Regions from separate parts of the Homo sapiens genome. Here region 2 is linked to region 1. Evidence: read pairs that join two places in POLR2A ChIA-PET (ENCODE). Cell type or tissue: MCF 10A. All regions are shown on one strand. Each heading gives the region's core, and the rest is flanking DNA. Links, peaks and the distances in the headings are about the cores only. Region 1 holds the start of LOC105375412 (a long non-coding RNA gene). Region 2 has its middle 5.9 kb from the start of SLC25A13.

Region 1 (5,388 bases), core at 93-5,092:
TTCCTTTGCTTAAGCAAGTACAGTCATGTGTTACATAACCATGCTTTGGTCAGTGATGAACCACATATATGATAGTGGTCCCATAAGATTATAATACTGTCTTTTGACTGTACCTTTTCTATATTTAGATATGTTTAGATACACAAATATATAACCACTGTGTTACAATTGCCTATAGTGTTTGGTATAGTAACATGCTGTACAGGTTTGTAGCCTAAGAGCAATAAGTTAATCATATAGCCTAGATGTGTAGTAGGTTATTCCATCTAGGTTTGTGTAAGTACACTATGATGTTTGCACAACGACAAAATCACACACATTGCATTTCTCAGAACATATCCCCATTGTTAAGTGATACATGACTGTACTTCAAAGGTGGTGCACCTATCAAGAAACTATTGTAATGTGAATATCAATATCAGAAATAACTAAATCAGATTTCCTGTGGAAACCCAAGGGCGTATACAATAGATTTGAATTTAAAGTGATTGATAAAATGTAGTTTGGTGATTTTTATTATGGTAATTTATATGTAAGAAAAAATGTATCACTTTAACCATTTTTAAAATATATAGTTCAGCAGTATTAAGTATATCACATTTTTGTGAAACCATCACCACCATCCGTCCCCAGAACATTTTCATCTATTCCAGCTGAAAGTATGTACTTATTAAACATGAATTTCTTGTTCCTCCCCTCCCTCAATCCCTGGCTACCACCATCCTACTTTCTGTCTCTATGAATTTGCCTTGGATTCTAGATACCTCATTTAAATGGAATCATACAATATTTGTCCTTTTGCGTATGACTTATTTCACCTAGCATAACGTTGTCAAGGTCCATCCATGTTGTAGCATGCCCCAAAATTTTCTTCCGTTTTAAGGCTGAATAATATTCCATTGTATGTATATGTCAGATTTTGTTTATCCACTTATCCATTCTTGGATACTTGGGTTGCTTCTACCTTTTGGCTACTGTGAATAATGCTGCTATGAACATGGATGTCCAAATTGTAGTTTAGGTTGTTGAGACAATCTAGCATTTTGAACATGAGGTCAATGCATTTGGAGAAGCACAAGCTGTAGAGTTTGTTCTTCCATTGATTCAGTGTCAAAATCCACATTGATGCTGATAACTCATCATACATCAAATAACTAATTCTGATAATCAGTCCTTCAGTCTTTGTAACAACTAATGCTTATTAATGTGAAAATAAAATCTAAGCGATGTAAATGGGGATCTTGGCAATTTTACCTGAGCACAGATGATAATAAAGATTGCGTCTCTTGATTGGGAGGGGTGGCTCACTCCTGTAATCCCAGCACTTTGAGAGGCCAAGGCAGGTGGATCACTTGAGGCCAGGAGTTTAAGATCAGCCTGGTGAACCTGGAGAAACCCTGTCTCTACTGAAAAATACCAAAAAAAAAAAAAAAAAAAAAATTAGCTGGACGTGGTGGTGCATGCCTGTAATCCCAGCTACTTGGGAGGCTGAGGCACGAGAATCACTTGAACCTGGGAGATGGAAGTTGCAGTGAGCTGAGATTGTGCCACTGCACTCCAGCCTGGGTGACAGAACAAGACTGTCAAAAAAAAAAAAAAAGTTGTGTTTCTTGTAGTAAAAATTGTCATTTAATTTAAAAATAGATTCATAATCAAATCACTACACTTTTTCAAATCCCACCTGATTTAGAGTTATCAAGTAAAGACGTATTACAGAATACATCTTTATTTAAAATAAATTTTCCCAGATTTTCCATGTGGCTTCCTGAAGATTCTCCACAGTAGCTCTACCTGGGAGCTTCCTCTTATATCTTGTAGTATTTGGAATGAGGGTGATTTTCTTTGACCACATTCTATATTGTATTTATCCACCTTATGCCACTAGCTCTGTAGCCAAAAAGTGAACATGGTATTAATGGGATGCAGTCCTATTGACAGTAATAACAGTGTGGATTGCTAACCACATGATAAGATCAAGATGCATATTTGAATTGGCTGTATTTATGTTCCAGATGCAAGATGATTATCTGACAGCAGAGGCAACATGATTTAATACATAAGGCCCAGGGCCAGGAATTGGGAAATCTGGGTTTTATTCTTGGCTTCATCACTTAGGCCATGTATACATGAGTGGAGTATTTTGTAATTGCACTGTTCTCGTTGACCCCAAACTGCTTCCTGCCCTGCCCTGCCACCAGAAGTGTTTTATTACATTGTTATGATATCATTGCTTCTCTTCTTTCCCTCTATTTCTCTTATCTTTCCTCATCTTCCCTATTTCTTAATAAATTGTACTAAATTTGTATCATATGAGCAATACATAAATACATTTTATTATTTTTCAAAAACTTACAGAGAATATTGATTCCCCCTGAATCTCCACTCTTCCATTTCTAAGCAGCTCTCATTCTCTTGTTCCTAATCTTGTTCTTTTTCCTATCTGCTTTTATTTCATTGATTTTCTGATTGTAGAGACTCACCCCATTTCTACACTACCCTCTTTTTCATACCTACACCAGCTTGAGTTTCATATAAGATATTCCCAATATAATATATTCCTCTAAAATACACTAAGGCAAGGGGAGAAATATGCGAAGGGTGATAGAGAACACAAAAAGCAAACTAGGAAACAGAATGGAAAACTGGAAGAGTCCCAGGGATCTGTGGGATTGGATTCTGGGTGAACTGAAAACTGCTCTCAATGCATCCCATCCTATCAAGTAGGTAGTCAGCAGAATTTTCTGTTGACAATTCTGAGACGCCCTCTCAAGGAAACTTGTGATTTCCTTGAGAATCAGAGATCTTTGCATTTCTGGGTTGCTGTCATCCCCACTTTCATCAAAGAGATGCCCAGGTTGATTTCACATCCATGGGGACACTCTTCTGCCTCATCTAACCTCACCAGGAGGAAGAGGATAATAGGGAATGAAGAAGGTAAATCCACAATTAAAAGTGCCAGAAGACTAGGGATAGTAGCCATCATCCACAGCATTCTTCCCCCTTAGAAAGAGCATCACTGAAGAGGTCCAGCACTGGGCTGAAAGGGACTAAGAATGGTCATCTTGCCTGGGTAAATCTTAATTTTTTCCTAGGTCATGTAGGCAAAGAGGCTGAAAGGAGAAGGTTGGAGACTGGTTATGTTGGCCAGAATGTGCTGTTTGGGGTTGTGCTTTTCGTTCCTTTTGTGTTGCAGTAGTTATATGCTGAGTGATTCAGGATAGAGTTAGCATTTAGTAATTTTTACAGCAATAAAATATTATTGGCAAAAATAAAGACCCATGTTTCCTTGACCTGAATACTGCCGCAAAACTCAGGCAGTTTAGTAATTCTCAACTATATGGATATATACATACACACACATTTGAAAACATTATATATATTCTTTACCTTAAAAAATGGAGCAGGCAGGTGGCTGAAAGCTTAATATTACTGCTTTGCCACATACCACATAGGTTAATAAGTCAAACTGCTTCCTGTATTTCATATATTCAGAGGCTTTCATACTTTTTCTGTTGTCTTTTCCTCTAATTTTTTTTAATAAAGAGATAAAGTATTACAGGTGTAATTAAGTCCTTTTGGCACCATTCCCTGATCTCATTTCTTTCTCTTCCTATCTCTTTCCTAAGAGGTAACCAGCAGTCCAAAGTTGTGCATCTTTCCTGTTCATATTCTAAGTTTTAATTGCATCTGTGTGCATCCTGAACTAATATACAATACTGTTGAGTATTTTAAAATTTATAAGTATTGATTTATTCCATATATATCTTTCTTAAATGTGACCTTTGTACTCAACATTGTTCTTGAATTTTTATCACATATTTGTACCACTTCTCAATACTTGCAATTATATGTGCAAGTTCCTAATTCCCTTGTCATTGCTTCTATCTAATTGCAGATCCCAAAATGGGTAGGCTCTGTTTGACCTTGTGGAATTGTTGAAGATGCAGTTCTCAACAGCATCACTAGATGTTGTAAGTATATTAAATAAATTTAATAAGTGGGATCCATAACCTGATAATAGCATTTGTAATAACTTATAGGACTGGACCATCCTCTGACATTTAAATTTTGGAGTTTCCTTAGGTGACATTTTGAAGTTTTCTAACAGTAAGTCTAGAATATAATGATCATATAAAATTTGACATATATAATAACCAAGAAAAGGCCATAATATTTTAATTACATCACAGAAAAGATAGGTGTGTCTTATCATTTAAACAGTACTCCAAACATATTCTTACCAATTAATTTATTAGAATGTTAAAAGCCCATATCCAGACTTGGCTCAATCAATGAACACATCCAGAAGTAAGATTAATGTGTCCATATAAAATTTCCCTCTGAAAAGAACCAGAGGTCTTCGGAGAAGTGGCTGATTCTGTGACAAGAAATATACAAGATGATCTGGGAACATCTTGTCCTACAGATATCAAGTAAACTATCAAAAGACTTCTATGGTCATTTCAAAAGGACTCAGGAACCAAAATAAAGAGGCTCCAACTGACCAGAAATAGATTAAGTAGTGCGTCAATTCAGATAAAAACTGCAATGGATTAAAACTGATCAAATACATTTAAATCCATGGTCACCTTTGGAGAATGCAAGACATTGACAACTCATAATTTTGAAAATAGGTAAACAAACAGAAAGAATCAAGTATTTATCCCAGGTTCCCTATATATTATATGCCAATGGGTAACTGCTATGGTCTCAATGTTTGTGTCCCCCTAGAATTCACAGGTTGAAATCCTAATTCCCAAGGTGATGGTGTTAAGAGGTGAGGGTTTTGCGAGGTGGTTAGGTTAAGAAGCCTCCACCCTCAAGAGTTTGGATTAGTGCCCTTATAAGAGACCACAGAAAGACTCCTCTCCTTTTCTACTATGTGGACCCTCGCCAAACATTGAATTTTCTGATACTCTCGTCTTGGACTTCCCAGCCACCAGAAATGTGAGAAATCAATTTCTGTTGTTTATAATCCACCCAGTATATGGTATTTTGTTATAGCAGCCAAAACAGACTAAAATAGCAACAAAATAGGAAATGCAAGAAAATAGCTCTTTGAGTAAGTGTTATAGCTAATAAATAAAGAAGAGATGATAGAATTATAATAGTACTATTTTGCAACCTTTCATGAACTAATGGATTAACAATAGCTGCTAACATCTCACAATTAGAGATAACTCCTTATAAGGCCAGGCACAGTGGCTCACACCTGTAGTCCCAAAACTCTGGGAGGCTGAGGTGGGTGGATCACCTGAGGTCAGGAATTCAAGATTAGCCTGGCCAACATGGTGAAACCCTGTCTCTAATAAAAATACAAAAAAATTAGCTGGGCGTGGTGGTGTGCATCTGTAATCCCAGCTACTTGGGAGGCTGAGGCAGAAGAAT
Region 2 (5,388 bases), core at 292-5,291, 180 kb after region 1:
AAGCGAGCACCCTCTGTCTCTTTTGTTATAATGGTGAGTTTCATTTCAATCTTAAATTTTGCTGTTTCGAGATCTTCTTTGTTGCATTGGAACCTAAAAAGACTTAGCTCTGCCACCTGCAAGAGTCATTGGAGACTGGATGTGCTACCTCCATTTCTAGCAGTGGGTCCTTAAGGGACTCAGGCAGTAGCAGCAGGAAATAAAAGAATGTGCTGCAAAGGCTAGCAACCCTGAGGCTGCAGTTGTGATTGTATCCAACTGACAAACAAGTTCAGACATGAATAATTTGGCCCAGTATCTTCAGATTGGAAAGCTACAGCTAGCACTAATAGTTTGTTCTTAAATACTCAAGTGCTTTCATGCTCTCTACTTTATCCGAGTTTAAATTTCCAGCTTCAAAAGTAGATTTTTCCACTTCTAAAATGGATCTATCTCCCTCCCTTTCTCTGCCCTCCTCCCCTTTCTGCTTTAGAAAGATCTTGGGAAAGCAAGCCTAGGTGTAAATGGTCTTCATCTGTGTAGCAGAATACTAGAAGGTTAGCTGGAAGGCATCTTAAGGAACAGTAGTTCTGACCTTCTCATTCTAGTATTATTAGTGGTATTTCTAATAGATTCCTATGTATCAGATGATTTATGTACATTTAATATCACAGCAACTTTGCAAAATGGATTTTTTAAAATCTCTGTTTAACAAATCAGAAGACTGAGGCTCAGAGAAGTTAATAACTGACCAAAGGTTGCATAGCCATAAATAGCAGAGGTGGGCCTCAAATAAAAATCTGTCTGATTTCTAATTCACCATGCTAGCTTAGGTTATTTAGACAGAGATTGATGGGGAAATAATAAGAGCCAGTCTCTCTCTCTCTCTTTTTATCTGTCTCTCTCCCTTTCTCTTTCTTTTCACATCATGATTAAGTGTAAAGGAGAATACGAAAGATAGAAATAATATTTGAATACAATGTTTTTTATGAAAACACAGGTCTCCTTCCTTAAACCCGTTTTGGTAAGATTATTTTACTTAACACTTAATTTCTTAAAAATTTTGTAGGACTTGTGATAAAATTTCAGCAATTCTTACAAAAGGAACTGCTATACTTAAAAGAAATGTCCCTTGCTGTGAGATGGCCAGGGTCCAAGAGCCCACTGTGTACATCCCTGGCTGCTGCTCCTTCTTCTTGGTCACATGATGGGCTGCTGAAGCACCTGCCACTTCTGATATATGCCTCTGAGTGCACTGAGAAACCAGGGTGGCCTAAATTTGATTTGTTACTGCCTTGAGTGGTATTGCTGGGCCCAGGGACCTTAGCCAGATTCGTAAACACAGACTTGGGCTTGATGCAAGACCAAGGGGGATTCTGGTTCTGGGCCAAAGAAAGTGGGTTTGACCTCTTTAAAGACTTTTGATGTAATTCCCCTGAGGAGTCAGTTTTACTTTACTGAGCTCATATAGGACTGTGGTTAAACCAAATATTCTACTCAAAGAACTAATACTTCTCTAAGGTTTGCTATGGACATTGGCAACATTTTCAGGACAAGGTGTGTTAGGCAAAATAATAGCTTCCCAAATATGTCCACGTCCCAATCTCTGGAACCTATGAATATATTACATGGCAAAAGAGAATTAAGATAGCAGATATATTTAAAGTTGCTAATTGTTATGGGTTGAATTTTGTCCTCCTAAAATTCCTATGTTGAAGTTCTAACCCCTCAGTACTTTGAAAGGTAACTGTATTTGGAGATAGAGTTTTCACAGAGGTAATTAAGTTAAAATGAGGTCATTAAGATGGGTCCTAATCCAATATGACTGGTGTCCTTATATGCAAAGACTAGGACACAGATATGCACAGAGAGAAGACACAGGGAGAAGATGGCCATCTGCAAGCCCAGAAGAGAGGCCTCAGGGGGAAGCAACCCTGCTGACACTTGACCTCAGACTCTAGCATCCAGAAATGTGAGACAGTGAATTTTTGTTGTGTAAGCCATCTGGTCTCTGGTATTTTATTTTGGCAGCTCTAGCAAACTAATACACAAATCAACTGACCCTAACATTGAGAGGCTATCCTGGATTATCAGGGTGAGCCCAATGCAATCACGTGGATCCTTAGATGTGGAAGAGGGAGGCAAAAAATGAGATGAGAGTGATGTGATATGAGAACTAGACTCTGCTGCTGGCTTTGAAGATGGAGAAAGTGGGTGAAGAACTAAGGAATGTAGACAGACTCTGGAAACTGAAAAGGGGAGGGAAAGGGATTCTGTCCTTGAGCCTCCAGAAAGCAACACAGCCCTGCTCTGCTCTCAGGAACTAGCTGTTTTAAGCATTTGCTCTCAGAGCATTTTATCTCAAAGCTTTGGAGATTTGTTTTCAGTTACACTTTCCCAAGGTGTCTTATGTTTCCTCATCCTGACTCACTTCCTACCTCCCCTTCCTTCCCTCTTAACTCTAAAATGTTGGCACAGCTCTCTCCTTTGGATCTACTAAGAAGCTAGGTCATATTCATTTCTGATCTACCTTTACTCCATTCTTAGGGAAGTCTTGTCATGTGTGATCTGATACTCGGCAGGATTCCAGACCCAAATGAATGCAACAGACAGCCTCTCTGTGTCCTTCAGTTGCAGAGTCTCAATTGTAAGGTCAGAATTTGGGAGCTTCTTATTCACATGGTGCTTCTTTAGCTCTGTCACACTATGTCCTTTACCAGCCCTGGCATTACCTTTGCAAACTGCAATCTACACAAGGAATCATTATTGCAATCCGTAGTTAGTTGTCTAAAATTTCCAGTCAACGATGTGCTTGGCAAGCATTGTTGCTGGATATCCTTTCCAGCAATCTAATCTGGGGAGCACGCTGGTAGTAGTAATGGTGCCTTTGTTTTCTTGTTTGTTTTAAATGAAGTTGAAGAGAATAAGATAGCTTAAAAGTAGGGTCAAAGGGCATCTACAAGGCGCAGGTATTCTGGAAAAGGTGAAAGCTCAGAGCAGGCCATGTTAGTCATTCTTCTGAACTCCCATGGCTTGGGCTCATGCTTAAGCTGTGTGCCTTGTTTGCATATAGCATTCCCCGTGATTTGAGTTGGCTGCTTTCCCAGCTGACAAGGTTGGCATATGGTGCTATAAAACACAGGTGGCTTTGGGGCCTGTACTGGTTTCCCAGGGCAGTTTTAACAGAGTACCACAAACTGGGTGCCCTCACACAACAGAAATTTATTCTCTAACAGTTTTGGAGGATAGAAGTCACAAACTGAGTTGTCAGCAGGGCCATGATCCCTCTGAGACTCTGGGTAGCATCCCTTCTTGCCTCCTGCTAACTTCTGGGGGGGTTGTTGATTCCTGGCATTCCTTGGCTTGCAGCTGCATCCCTCTAATCTCTGCCTTTGTTAACACATGGGACTCTCCCAGAGTATCTCTGTGTCTTCTTACAAAAACACCAGTTTATATTGGATTAAGGACCCACCCTACTCTGTATGAAATCAACTAATTACAACTTTAATTTCCAAATAAGGTCACAATTGGAGGCTGGTATTGTTTGGCTATGTCCCCACCCAAATCTCATTGTGAATTGTAGTTCCCATAATCCCCACATGTTGTGGTAGGGACCTGGTGGGAGGTAACCGAATCATGAGGGAGGTTACCCCCAGGCTGCTGTTCTCATGATAATGAGTGATAATGAGTAAGTTCTCATGAGATCTTATGGTTTCATAAGGGGCTTTTCCCCTTTGCTCAGCACTTCTCCTTTCTGCTGCCACGTGAAGGACATGTTTGCTTCCCCTTCTGTCATGATTGTAAGTTTCCTAAGGCCTCTCCAGCCATGCTGAACTGTGAGTCAATGAAACCTCTTTCCTTTATAAATTACCCAGTCTTGGGTATGTCTTTATTAGTAGCATGAGAACAAACTAATACGTAGGTACTGGGGAGTTAAGACTTTTGGATGACACAATTTAATCCATAACAGGGCCTTTTCAGTCAAAATTCAGTGCCAGCTACTGTTAATGGTAGGAAAGAGGGTAATCTGGGAATAGTGAAGAGGGACAAATATCAGGAGGGCATGTAAGCCTGTAATGATAAGAAAAAATGAAAGATACCTAGCCAGTTCACACTTTATCTTCTTAGATGATGTTTCACATCATGCTGTTATTTACAGATGAAATGGAGCCCAGGGAGCATCTTTGACTTCTTTATTTCTAGGTTCATGACAGTTTAATATTTTTAAAATTTCATATTTTGAGGAATTCTAGAATGAGGAGGGGAGCTTAATCAAGTAAGTATGACTCCAAATGTAAATTGAAATATACTTTTACAATATGTATCCATAGTGTGGTAGGTTTGGTAAACTGAATGATAGGCCCCCTAAATATGTCCATGTCCTGATCCTAATCCCTAGAGATTTTGAATGGTACTTTATGCAGTACAGACTTGGCAGATGTGATCAAATTAAGTATCTGGAGATGGAGAGAGTACTTTGGATTATCTAGGTGGGCTCTAAATGCAATCACACATGTCCTTATAAAAAGGAGGTAGAGGAAGGTTACAGACAGACAGGTCATGTGATAAAAGCAGAGTCAGATATATGGTGCTATGCCCATTGGCTCTGAAGGTGAAGAAGGGTGCCATGAGCCCTTAGACAAGACAAAGAAACATCATTCTCCTGTAAAGCCTCTGAGAGAGAACAGTCCTGCTGACACTTTGATTTTAGCCCCACAAGACTCACTTCGGACATCTGGCCTTCATAATGGTAAGAGAACAAATTTCTATTGTTTTAAGCTACCAAGTTTGTGGTAATTTGTTATGGCAGCCACAGGAAACTAACACAGAGTATAATTCATCGTTTTAAATGCAAAAATATGGTCAGGTGGGTGGTTCATGCCTATAATTTCGGCACTTTGGGAGGCCAAGGTGAGTGGATCACTTGAGTCCAGTAGTTCAAGACCAGGCTGGGCAACCTGGTAAAACCCCATCTCTACCAAAATATACAAAAATTAGCTGGGCATGGTGGTGTGTGCCTGTGGTCCCAGCGACTTGGGAGGCTGAAATGGGAGGATCAATTGAGCCCCAGAGATCAAGGCTGCAGTGAGCTGAGATCACGCTACTGCACTCCAACCTGGGCAACAGTCTTAAAAATAAATACATAAACAAAATAGGCCAGGCGCAATGACTCATGCCTGTAGCCCCAGCACTTTAGGAAGCTGAGGCAGGAGGATTGCTTGAGCCCAGGAGTCTGAGACCAGCCTGGGCAACATGGCAAAACCCCATCTCTACCAAAAAATATAAATTTAGATGGGTATGGCAGTGCATGCCTGTGGTTCCAACTACTTGGGAGGCTGAGGTGAGAGGATCCTTTGAGCCCAAGAGGAGGAGGTTGCAATGAGCTGAGATCACACCACTGCACTCCAG

What was found. ChIA-PET counts read pairs that join two places held together with the same protein. Peaks named below come from ENCODE experiments on the same cell type or tissue, not always from the same donor. Only the 100,000 strongest peaks of a DNase experiment are listed, where the experiment ranks them.
Region 2: POLR2A ChIA-PET joins it to region 1 with 5 read pairs; 1 of 35 experiments calls an interaction of 5 or more read pairs at or near these places.

Annotation. Positions count from the first base shown.
Region 1 is chr7:96,505,206-96,510,593 of GRCh38, reverse strand. LOC105375411 (a long non-coding RNA gene) reads right to left here. Exons shown (of 4, transcript XR_927780.2): 4 at 1,376-1,406. It overlaps LOC105375412 (a long non-coding RNA gene), which reads right to left and starts at 1,363. Exons shown (of 3, transcript XR_927781.3): 1 at 1,255-1,363. It also overlaps a transcript of SEM1 not described here. In MCF 10A, for the core only: no CTCF peak of the experiment used is centred there; a DNase peak (open chromatin) is centred at 2,073.
Region 2 is chr7:96,325,260-96,330,647 of GRCh38, reverse strand. It overlaps the pseudogene RNU6-532P. Among named protein-coding and RNA genes, the nearest start is that of SLC25A13, 5.9 kb to the right of the region's middle. RefSeq lists a silencer at 2,837-3,131. In MCF 10A, for the core only: no CTCF peak of the experiment used is centred there; DNase peaks (open chromatin) are centred at 2,467 and 3,057.